Linked DNA regions of Homo sapiens: region 1 is linked to region 2. The links are chromatin loops, found by intact Hi-C in ENCODE. Cell type or tissue: heart right ventricle. All regions are shown on one strand. Each heading gives the region's core, and the rest is flanking DNA. Links, peaks and the distances in the headings are about the cores only.

The links. Peaks named below come from ENCODE experiments on the same cell type or tissue, not always from the same donor. Only the 100,000 strongest peaks of a DNase experiment are listed, where the experiment ranks them.
Region 1: a loop joins it to region 2, with 4 times the contacts of the local background. A loop is called at or near these places in 15 of 110 quality-filtered maps.

What each region holds. Positions count from the first base shown.
Region 1 is chr1:81,975,220-81,979,219 of GRCh38, reverse strand. All of the region lies in intron 17 of ADGRL2 (adhesion G protein-coupled receptor L2), which reads right to left. Among named protein-coding and RNA genes, the nearest start is that of ADGRL2, 180 kb to the right of the region's middle. In heart right ventricle, for the core only: no CTCF peak of the experiment used is centred there; no DNase peak of the experiment used is centred there.
Region 2 is chr1:81,808,265-81,816,309 of GRCh38, reverse strand. The region is part of intron 1 of ADGRL2 (adhesion G protein-coupled receptor L2); the gene reads right to left. Among named protein-coding and RNA genes, the nearest start is that of ADGRL2, 11 kb to the right of the region's middle. In heart right ventricle, for the core only: a CTCF peak has its summit at 4,115 (motif pointing left); no DNase peak of the experiment used is centred there; H3K4me3 peaks cover 2,017 bases; H3K27ac peaks cover 2,996 bases.

The DNA of each region.
Region 1 (4,000 bases), core at 1-4,000, 170 kb before region 2:
CATTCAGCTATGCAAAGAATCTAGGTGCAAACAAAAGCAAAATGAGGAAGATGGAATCTGACAAGAAGGAAAGTGAGTGGATTCCAAGAGGTCAACATGAGCTTGCTCAGAGGAAAAGGAGCTGTGTTTTGACTGAGAGACAAAGGTTGGTAATTTGCATTTGTTTCTACAGACACCTGGCAGAATGTTGGAAGAAGAGGAGGCAGTTCCATTTTTATGCTCCAAAAATAGAACTAAGCTACATTGTTCCTGAATTTTTTTTTGCCATTTTATTTTTAGATTACTTTTTAAAAGGAAAAAAAAGTCATTTTGTGAGCTGTACGTTACTTAAGAGAATACCAGAAATAGTATATTCAGAAAAAGACCCATTTCACCTATTATAGGTAAGGATGAATTTAATTCCTTGTTGCAGATAATCAGCATAACAGTGTTACAGTAACATGATCATTTTTACTGAGTCACAATATCACATGATCAAATGGTAACACTATTTTATTCATCTTTCACTACTTCTGACTTTATAATTAGGAAAAGTGATATAGGGCAATAAATAAAAATTTCCAAGTCCTTCCTAATGATGAGTTTAGGAGCAGAGCTAAGGAAAGCTTTAATGTAGGCTGTGTATCTATCCAGTCATTTTGTCCACTGTGCCCTATGATTTCTCTTAGATGGAGAATTCCCTCTTAAGGGATAAATGAGGTCAATGGGCAAAATTTTACAAGTGTTGGCAGGTAACATTCTGTCCTTTGATGTTAATTACTTAAGGACAAAAACAGTGCTTTGTTTAAAAAAAATTTAATAATGTCTTAAAATACATCTAGAGAAAAAGTAAATACAATTGTAGAAACATTATCTGGCTTTATTTTCCATAACATTCTAGTTGGTCATAATATAAATAAATGCTTGAATTTTCGGAGATGTTACAATATGATACATTTCATTCAACAAATATTTATTGACCTTGTTCCGTACAAGGATGTGCTTATTGTATTGTGGATGAGGTAAGACACAATTTCTGCCTTTGAGAAATTAGAGGTCCTTTGGTAGTATAGTACATATCTGATTAGGCTTTTAAAGAATCATGGTAAAGTGTACCTCTAATTATTTTTTAAAGGCAAAAATTAAGAGTGTGTTTTTTTTTTAATTTTATGCAACACTAGCTTTAACTAGTAAAATTCAAGAATGGTTAAAAACAAGAACTCTATAAACATCCTAAAAATAAACAGAGAAATAAAAACCCAAGTAAACAAATAAACTGACTATAATAGGTAAGATGGCTGCTTTGCAGATTCACAATTAAAATCCTTTAAATTGTTCTCCCTTTGTTTCTGACTCTTTGTTTTTGAATGGCCTGATAAGAACAATTTACTTTCTTTTATCCCAAACTTCTGAACATAAGGGTTTTTTTTCCTTGCTCTTCTTAAACAATTTCCTGAAGTGTACAGGACCATAATTTGGTGTTCATAATTTTCTAAGCATATTAATTATTCCCTTGGGAACAAAATATTAGTAGTACTAAAACATTCTGGAAAGAAAGAAGTTATTCATTATCCACTACAATGTATAAAATTTATAAGGAAACTAAAAAATGTGAATGTGGAAAAATGTGAACATATAAAGTATTATATTGCAAAAAGAAGAGGAGTAGAAAATGATAAAATCTTAGAAGTGAACTCAGAAGAAATATTTTTCAATGGCAAAAATCAGGGACAACTTTCCAATAAAAGTGACATACTAAAATGAAATCTACCAATATAAAAATACAATCAAGACTTAAGTATGATAAAGTCATTCTTCCTAGTTAATACTAACCAAGGTGAATATGCCATAGAAAACTTATCTCAATTAATCCTTTAAAAACAGACTGTTCAATGCATTTCTCCTCTTTTGCTCCCCTCACTTAACTGAGGTTTTTGACATTACATGTGTTTAATGTATCTTTCTAGTTACACATACAATACATTCACAATACAAGTTCAGAAAATAAAGAAAATTACAGAGGAAAAATACAGCTACAATCCTATATACAGTGGTAGCAGGCAGCACTTGTATACCCGTTTTACAAATAATTGAGATGTGTCCTTCCAAAGATTACTTAGATACTATATTTCAGGGCTGGGATTCAATATACTGTGGTCTGGGCTCTACAGCCCACAGACTTCCCATATAAAATTAACCAATTTATTCTGGGTGAAAAGATTAGAAGTCTCCTAACAAAGATATACTAAGTCTATATTTAAAAGTTTCCATTTCTATAAAAAGTAATCCAACTTAAAAATCACTCAGAGATGAATGAATTGAAGATAAATAAATTAACATATAAAATACTGCCTCAAAGAAATCCTATTTATGTTATTTACATAATAGGTATGCTCATCAAATGACTTCTGCCTGACGGATTTGCCAGAATTAACTAATTCTCCATTTCCTTTGTAAAACACTAGCATCCCACAATCAGCAATTGGCCACGCTTCTACTCCCACTAGTCAAGTCACATGCTTAACAACAGTTAGTTGTATTTTTTCTAAACCTGTTTATGTCATTTATACTTTTACATTGCTAAATATCACATAAGCTCATAAATCCAAGTGCAAATGTAAGAACAAAATTTTTTAAAGCTGTTTCTAACATACTTAAAATGGAATGTTTTAAAAGATTTGAAAGTGAGTTCCTTTAAAGACAACTAAAAGTATTGGAAAAATAATCATAACTTTGAGGGATCTTTGCGCTCAAATTACAAGTGTCTGAATTCTCCAACTTGAAGAAACTGAAAATAAAACTTTTAGCTAATGCACTAATATCTAGATGTAAAGAAATTTATAGTTAAACCCAACACTAACTTAGCCTCTGAAACATGACTTGAAAGCATACAAATAATGAGGCAATGGTATGTGGAAGAGGACAAAATATCATCATTTCAAGACTAATTAATTATGAAATAAAGCATATGACATAAATCGTAAGATGGCAAAATAATACTGAATAAGATTTTTCTTTTTCCCAACTAAAGAAAAAAATTTCACCAATACATATTATTTACTAGTCTTATTAGAGAAATACAAAAATTTTTATATCACTTTGATGCTCAACAATTTATGTTACCACCAACATATATGACAATAAAATATCTTCTGGAATTAAATAGAACATATACTGAAGCACAGATACATTTTTAAAAATGTGGTTTTACAGTTATCTTATTTTCTCCAATGTTAAAAAAATGTAATGCTAAATTTTAGTTTGATAGAATAAATATTGTTGCTGCAATCTTTTTCAGGAGGCAATACATTCTGATAATTATAATTTTGCAGGGGAAAATATTCCAAAAATTTTTTCCCCTTTCTTACTTCTTTCTTGTTTTCTTAAAATACAACCGTGGAAATGAGAACAAGAGGCAGAGGGGCAAATAAACACATCTTTGATAAAAATCTGTAGTCATTTTAAGACAAAAAAGGTAGGTTTCAAATAAACTACTGGCTGCAAGTCTGAGTTCCTTTCTTCTTTGCATTTTTCTCATGACATAAATGGCTCTTTCCATCCATATACTTCTGTGCTTTCCCCTTCTCCCCCGCCCCCACCAATTATAATAAGTGATTTCTTTCTCCTCCTTACTTTTACTTTTGCCCAATTTATTTTTCTGCCTTTGATACGCATTTACAAAATAAATCACAACCATCCAACATGGTATTTCCCCTATTTCTCAATGGAAGGCAGGCAAAGAGGCAGGGAGAGAACAATGTCTCTACCATCCAATTGCTGCTCTTCTCCCTTGAATTCCAATGCAGCCACTCTTTGACCCTCTTGCTCTTTGTTTTTTCTTTTCAGTGTAAATACTACGAAGTTTAAACATAATATTTTGGCATAGGTTGAAAGGCTGCATGCATCAGTGAGAAAGGAAAAAGGTGGAGTTACAGCTGCGCACACAAACATTTGTCTAAACTTGGTAAGTACATGCAGTTACTCAATTATCCACACAGAAGCCACTACTAGTAAGTATAGG
Region 2 (8,045 bases), core at 2,523-6,522:
ATTTTATACATACATAAGAGTTTATGGTGATTTATTCTTTATAAATAGGAAAAACTGACTTGAATAAAATAAGCTAACAAATCAAAGCTATATTTTCGTTTATTTTCAATTAAAAGCTAATATTATGGTGAATTAACTGCAACCTTGATATGCTCCTCTTGATTTTCACAGAATTAACAAGCAATAAGGAGAATGAGGCCATTAGTGTATGTAATCTACAAGATTTTCAATATTCTAAAAATACTTAAGTGATGCTTGCACTACAAGCTATTCAATTTAGTATTGTTCTAAGAGCTCATTCTTACTCCCTAATTTTTTTTTAGAAATACTCTTAAACTTATTAAAAATCAATCCCAAATGTTTTTAAGAAATGCAACTCCAGAAAATGTGAATTCTAAGATACTTATGCTTCGTTATCGGATGTTTTAATCATGTAATATTAACCTAAATAATCATTGTTTTAAATCTATTCTAATTTTAAGAAACCAATGACAGGTTTCCAAGCTGAAATGTCAGAGGACTTAGGTACTTCTTATTAGTAACACAATATAAGAAAATTAGTAAAAAATAAAACACATGAGGTATGAGGGAGTAACTACAGTATTAAAGTAGGTAAAGGTTATGTTTGACTATCAAGTTCATTATAATTCTATGTCACCCTATTTGTACAAACTGTCACCATAATTCTATAAAATATTTTAAGCAGTAATAATACTAATAAAGACTCTGATGAGAATCAACCCTAATTCTTACAGAGAATACAATGATAGAAAAGTGCTTTTGGAATGTATTCTTGAATACCTTACTGTGTTGTAGCTGTTATCTGAATCCTACAGAGCAACGAGATGAAACAAAGATTTTCTCGAGGTGAAATTCAAATACTTTCAAAAGTACAGGTATTTTTGCATTAGCCAAAGCTACTGTGGGCCACTAACTACTACTAAGAGATAACACAGCATGATGCTCTGTCAAATAGTAAAATGTTGGACTAAGTCTTTTCCTTGAACATAGCTAACTTTTTAGTTAAGGCCTCTGACACGAGTATTAACAACTACCTTTCCGCTTTGACTTATATTTGGTCAAAATAACAGTATCTTTTAAACCAACAATCTGATTTAAAGAGCACTAAAAATTAATAAATTTTCTAAACCATGACATAAAAACTCAGTGATTAAGTAATTTTAACAAATGGGTTTTTTCCCTTCTTAAACATGTATCTCAAAAAAAATAGTTTTAGCAATCATATTCCTATTAAAATGTATAACACACAAATATTAGAGACAAAGTTACCCATGAGTAGAAAGCATGAGTGTTTTTGTTCTGAATTTTAGGGATTTCCTTAGATGTTGTGTTTATTTTTAAATAAAGGTAATGCTACTGTGTTTAAATTTTTGAAGAAAATGTATAAAATTTTATGATTTATTCTCATTTTAAAATAACAAACTTGATATTCTAAGATTTTAACATTTCTCTTTAGCACAGCTTTGAATTAACAACATTACCTGAACACCACAAAATCTACTACATTCAGTGTAGATAATAAAAAGTATTTTTTATACCTTTGTTAAGATTTCAATTTGAGAAAATCTTTATTAAATAGGCAAAAGAAATGGCTTTGAAACATACAACAGGCAAAATGACACTAATATTGTTTATTTTTGTTCCTAAAATAAAAATATTAATTTCTAAATCCTGGGAATAACAAGAGCAATTTAAAATATTTTTTTCCAATACAGTTATTAAAACATGCAGGTTTATAATTTTGCATTCTAGACTCTTCATACACATATATAAATTTTCTAATCTTATTTAGGGTTTATCATATTCTTTGGTAACTTCCACTTAAAATGTTTAACATGTTCAAATATTTGACTCCCATTCTTATAAAATTTATATTTAAAATATTATTTCAAATCTACCCTCTTAATACATAATACTCTCACTTGAAGGACTATTCTTCATAATATATACTATTCATAATAGCTTATTATTTTAAAAACCAGTCTGCTCACACAGATGCAAGAACAATTAATATATACACATCTATGCTTAAATAATGTATATACAAAGGAGCAGAGAATGTTTTATCATAAATTCGTATTTTTTTATTATTAATTCAAGAATATGTGATAAAATTTTCTTTGATAATTTACCAAGATCATGGTTACTTTAAACCGAAAACCAGTTACCAATCTATTTCCTTGTCATAAACATCCCTAATAAAATACCAATAATACTTTTATGAGAACAATTAATTTGATTAACTTTTCAGTACAATTTCTTTTCAATGGATTCAGATTTCAGTATTTTAAAAATCGCTCAGTAGTCTACCTTCAAATTTAAGACAAAACAGGTAGAACTTACCCTAGCTGTGCCTTTCCAGTAACCTCACAGAAGTTATGCACTCTATGACAGTTACTGTGCCTCACATAACCATTTTCCTGGAATGAAATCTCCAGTAACCCTTACCTCACTGTGAAGGAGGTTTTAGTATTAGGGGGAAAAAAGGTAATGAACTATAACATCAGATCCCATTTTGCAGTGCCTATTATATTAAAAACCAGCTACGATAAGAAATATCTTTTTATATTATTTAAGACAATGACATAAATTTGGCAGTAAAGAGTATCTACCAATAATTGTATGGAAAAGAAGCATTTGTATACTTTTGTAAAACATACCATCTTAATCCTATTGAAATATAATTGCTGTTGCTAATATTCTTACCCCATTATAAAAATGCTCTGTATAAATGTGGCACACACTTGTTAAGATAATACGGGGCCACGCTGAGAGAATACTACTTATAAAAAAGCCCATACCAGTACCACAAATCTCTTTATTAAACAAGTTTCCTTACTTAGAGGATTATTCTTTGTCACAGTAACAATGTGACTTTTCACATTAGTAAAGATTAGCTACTAAAATAATAAATCTGAAACAAGGAATTTCATTAAGAAACGAAGCTTTTTAAAATGCAAAATAAATATTTTTGTCATATTATTACTTGATAAAATAAGAGAAATGAACTATTACATCTCTTTCCAAAGATACATAATGGATAATAACCTTTCTATTTTTTACCAACCAACAAGCAAATTCTAAAATAATGTTACTATACCAAAATGGAAAAATGAAAAGACTGGAATTGATTTTTTAATAAAATGTAATATAATATCCTATCATTAAATTTCCTGGCACAAATAAGTGTATGCAGGAAATATGAAAAATTCTACTCACTAAAAAATATCCAAATGCCTCTAAAAGCTTATCATCCTGCTTACCTAAACACCCGAATGAAAAACTCTCAAGTACTTCCCTAAGTATCTGGCTTACAATTCCTTAGAAATTCAGCTGGCACAGAGTCATAAACAGAATTCAGGTTTCAATCAAGTACTGTCTATTCTGCCTGCATTCATTTTTTTCCCAAGTTAGTCAGCAGTTTTCTAAATCATGTAATAGTAGGTCCTTATTAGTAGTTCCCGTGTTTTAATGTCATTGAACTCATGTCCATTATTGCAAGTAAAAGTCATTAAGCCAAAGCGATCGTTTTTCTGTTTAGAAAAGCACATATGCAACTCATCTAATCTGGTCTATTAATTAAATGTAGAGGAATGTAATACACTTTGATATGTTTAGTGGTCATTTAATAATATGTTACATATCTGGAAAATTACCTAAAAAGCTGGGATCTCTCTTGTAACAACTACTATGCATTTAAACAAGACAGTTCTGCAGTCATTCTCCCTGAGCTTTAGACAATCATAAATAAAAAATTATAATCTCAAAATGGATCTGGTATCTTTATTATATTTTAAGTTATTTTTAATCAAAAATATAATAAGGCACATTTGTAATCTGTGAATAAAGGAAATGATAAGGCACATTTGTAATCTATGAATAAAGGAAATGATAAACACAAGGCCTTTAGTACATTAAGTTGCACTATAATTTGGCTCATCTCAAAATGCCTTACTTTCTTTAGAACAATTTTTTCAAACAAAAATAAAAAATATTTTAATAAAACATAACTTTCAAAGGGAAATGTCAATTTATACTGCTTTGATTATTTCATCGCATATAAAAGCTCCCTCTGCAGGTAATAACAAGGTTTAGCAAAAATATTTGAAACGTGGGCAGTTACCTTAGTAAAAATGCAAGTCACCATTTTATAGAAATACTACTCTACTATCCAGCATTTTTCTCTCTTCCTTACCAATTACCTGATTAAAATAATTGCTCTTGAAAATCTGTGGTTCAACATGATTATTCTTGCCCTCCATCCTGGTTAAGATGGCAACTTGAGCAGACAGGATACACAAACTTTTCACAAAGTCACCCAAGACATACTCAGACAGTGTATTTCAAGGAAAAAGAAAACATTACCTTGCTTACACAGCACCAGCCTGAAATGATAGACCACTCCAAAAAAAAAAAGCTGCCCGGCTCATTTATCTGATTCATTTTCTGAACACAAAGTAAACAAAGGTAGCATCTTAGGATCAATTTAAAATCAAAGATAAAAGATCAATTTTAAATGAATGCAGTGCTAACTGTATTTTCTTCTTATTCTGAATAATTCTAAAATTTACACCTGGAGAGTATTTATGAAAAATCTATTTTCATTTCAATTAAAAAAAAACTGATCTGGGTTGCAAAATGCTCTTTACCCTTCTGTAATATGTTTTCAGAATTTGTTTTAGATTTGTTTACACAATGTGCTCTTCTGCCATATTCCTTTCCACAAGTATACAGAGATATGATGTGATGTATCTCTGCCAAGGGAGCAAAAAACAGAAAGTTAAGAACAGTTTCTAAGTCTCGGGGGCAACGTGTTATAAAAAACGTGTTGCTGCAGAACGCTGATGCCCCTCTCTCCCTTAAAATGTCTCGGTTCCAACATAAACATATCACCTTGATAACATGTAAATACTGACTGGAAATCTGAGGCAAAGCCAGTTTGACTTACCTAGAAATGAACTGACAGGCTTATAAGAAGTGACTTTTTAAAACTAAGGTTCTTATTGAACAAAGGAAAATTATAAGATATGCTAAAACATACAGAAATATCATACTGAGGTATCAGTTATATCTTTTCCCAATGAAACAAATGAGGTAAGAGGAACAGCAACAGCAAATCAGCAGTGTTTTTTGTGGGGTTTTCTGCTTAAGAAAAAGTAATCAAATTTTGTTTCATGTACATTTTTAGATATTCAGGCTGTAGATCTAGTTTAAAACCCGTAACAATATGAAAAGTCATTTCCGTGCAGGCTATGGGTATCATAGCACTTGTAGTAGAAAAAGCAAAGTGGGAGAACATTCCTATTTATTCATCTATTGAGCTATCAAGAGGAAGCACCTAATATTCAAACATTGTCTTCTTTGTGACAGAGAGAACTCTGAAAAGCGCAAAAAAGTTATATGTCCTTAGTAAAAGTGAACATGTCTAGGACATTATAATTTTAGTGTAATTTTTATTTGTCGACGCATATGAGGCAAAGTGACGTGTTTTAGAATTATGCTCATCTCTTTAATATTGGAGAGATGTATTATTTTCAGTACACGAATCTTCAGTATATCTTCTGTCATTTAATACATTAAGCCTTCATCAAACTAAAAAAAAATGTACAATTACTAGGACAAAAATACATAAGCATAGAATATTATCAAAATTAATGTTTCCCAAAATGTCTTAGATTTTAACCATAGGAAAGTCAGGAATTGTAAGAACTAAAATACGCCATAAGCATCCTGACATTAAGAACACAAAGATGAGTGGAGAAAATGGTACATAAGAAATGTGTTCTGTAATTTCTAATCAATAACCACAGTAGCAAACACTATAAAATGGTAGGCTTTTAATGCAGAGAAAATTTCCGTATGGATGGTAACCAGTTTAATAAAGGAGTAATAATTCCACATAGAAATACTTTGCTTCAAAGTAAAGACACAGGGAAACTCATTTTAAACATGATTATTTGTTATGTAAATTGAAGCTGAAAACTGATTAAGTAAACGTAGTCTGCATAAAACAGAAATATTGTATCAACTAAAAATTTTATCTAAAATCTTGTAATGGTTTGCCCATTATATGGAGAACTGCTGTCATAGTACTTACAATGTTAAGAATAAATGATTAGAATTAGAACTTACTTTATGAAGAAAACAGAATTCTCTTTTGTTCGCTCTATAAATAGACACTATTTACTATCATCTTCAAGAGAAAGCATTAGTCAAAACAAGGTCACCTAACCCACCCCCAGCAGTCAAGTGCCATTTTTGACAGTAATTGAGGTTAGATTATGCTGTCATCTAAATCCAGAGTAATAACTAGCTTGAGGTGTGGACTGATGTAAAAATACCTATAAAAGGAGGCAAAGTGTGGATAGTACAAGCATTTCTCAGTCCACAGGCAGGAGATATAGATATATTTGACAGCAAAACAGATATTTATGTCATACCATTTTCAAAATCAGTTTTAAAAGAGATATCTTAATCATACATATTTTACATTTTGAACTTCCTAATTTTTAGCCAACAATAAACAACAAGTATTGATATATACAGAGAAACAGACTATAAAATGTGTGTTTATGTATGTACATATGTGTGACCAAGAAAGGGGTTAACAAGTACTACCTAACAATTGAAAATAGCAAAATTAAGCCCATTTTTATTAGGAACCTCATGGTGCATCCTTCTTCGCTAGTATGATGGCTGAAGATTTTTCTTATTCATTCAGAAAAAAAGACAGGATTGTATCTGGTTTTGTTCTAACAAATTAACATGTGCTTGAATTGATGCTAAGTCTAAAGTTAACCATCTTTTCAACTTCTCCCATCTCTCATAGCCAAGAACTAATAGTTCATTTTTATCTCCATCTCTTTTTTTATCAGATTTAAAAATATATATAAATGTTACTTAATGCATTTTAAAACAGAATTAAGACTTGGTCACATATTTCAGGAAGTTAACATCTGCCTAACCTACCCAATTTTTAACAATATATTTCTGTTTTTATTAAAGTACTAAATCTACCGCAAAAAAAGTCCTCCAAAGACTTTTTAGCCTTAAATAGGCTTCTTTTAAGATAACTAATTTCAACACTGAAATTCAAAGATTAAGGTGTAATCCCTGTGTCTGAATTTTAATGATTATAATGTACTCCTCACAGATTGGAAAAATCAATGACAAAACCAACAGGGGCCACGTTTTGCTCAGCATACGTTTTCTTGTCAGGTCGTGATTAATGCTGTGCTCTGTAGAGGGAGACATTACATCTGGGCTAAAACAGACCTAAACTTTACCCTCAGGCAGAAATCTGATTTAAACATCTCTATTTAAAGTGACATTTGTCCTCCCCTTTCAACTATTTTCCCTAGAAATTCCAGGAAGTTGACTTCATGACCTAAAAACAGCCGGTGGCTTTGAGTAGCGGTTGTGCTTGTTCCTGCACTTCCGTAAATCTGGGTGCCAGAATTAATCAAGGTGGTAATAAAACAGGTGCCCAGCTATCTGCTACGATGAATCCCATGCTACTTTATTGCCACAGGAATTTGGGATTTAGAATTCAATGTAATTCTAGAATCAGTAGTAAGAATTGCCAAAATGTATTTTGGTCGCTGATAATAACCTATTTATATCTTATAATGGAGTAGGTTTCTTTTGATTCTTAAGATTACACCTGATATTTCACTAATCTAAAATATCAACTGATAATAAATCCAAGGAATATGGAAAAGCAACTACTTAAAAACAAACCTCTAAAATAAATGAGAATATGCCAGTGGAAGTAGTTTCTCGTATGTCATGCAATAGCTTTCATAAAAACAAAACAAAAATGAAAAGCAGAAAGAAAAAACTCTGCATCTAACAAAAGTCACCAAGAAAACAAATGTATGCATATCAAAACTGGCGCCAATATCCTTACACTGTGAACATGGTAACTTTTGATATTATTAAGCAATGTAGACACTGCTGGCGAGTTCCTACAAACCAAGGTAATCTAATTTCTGTTGTTTTTCAACCTAAATTGATTTTTTTTC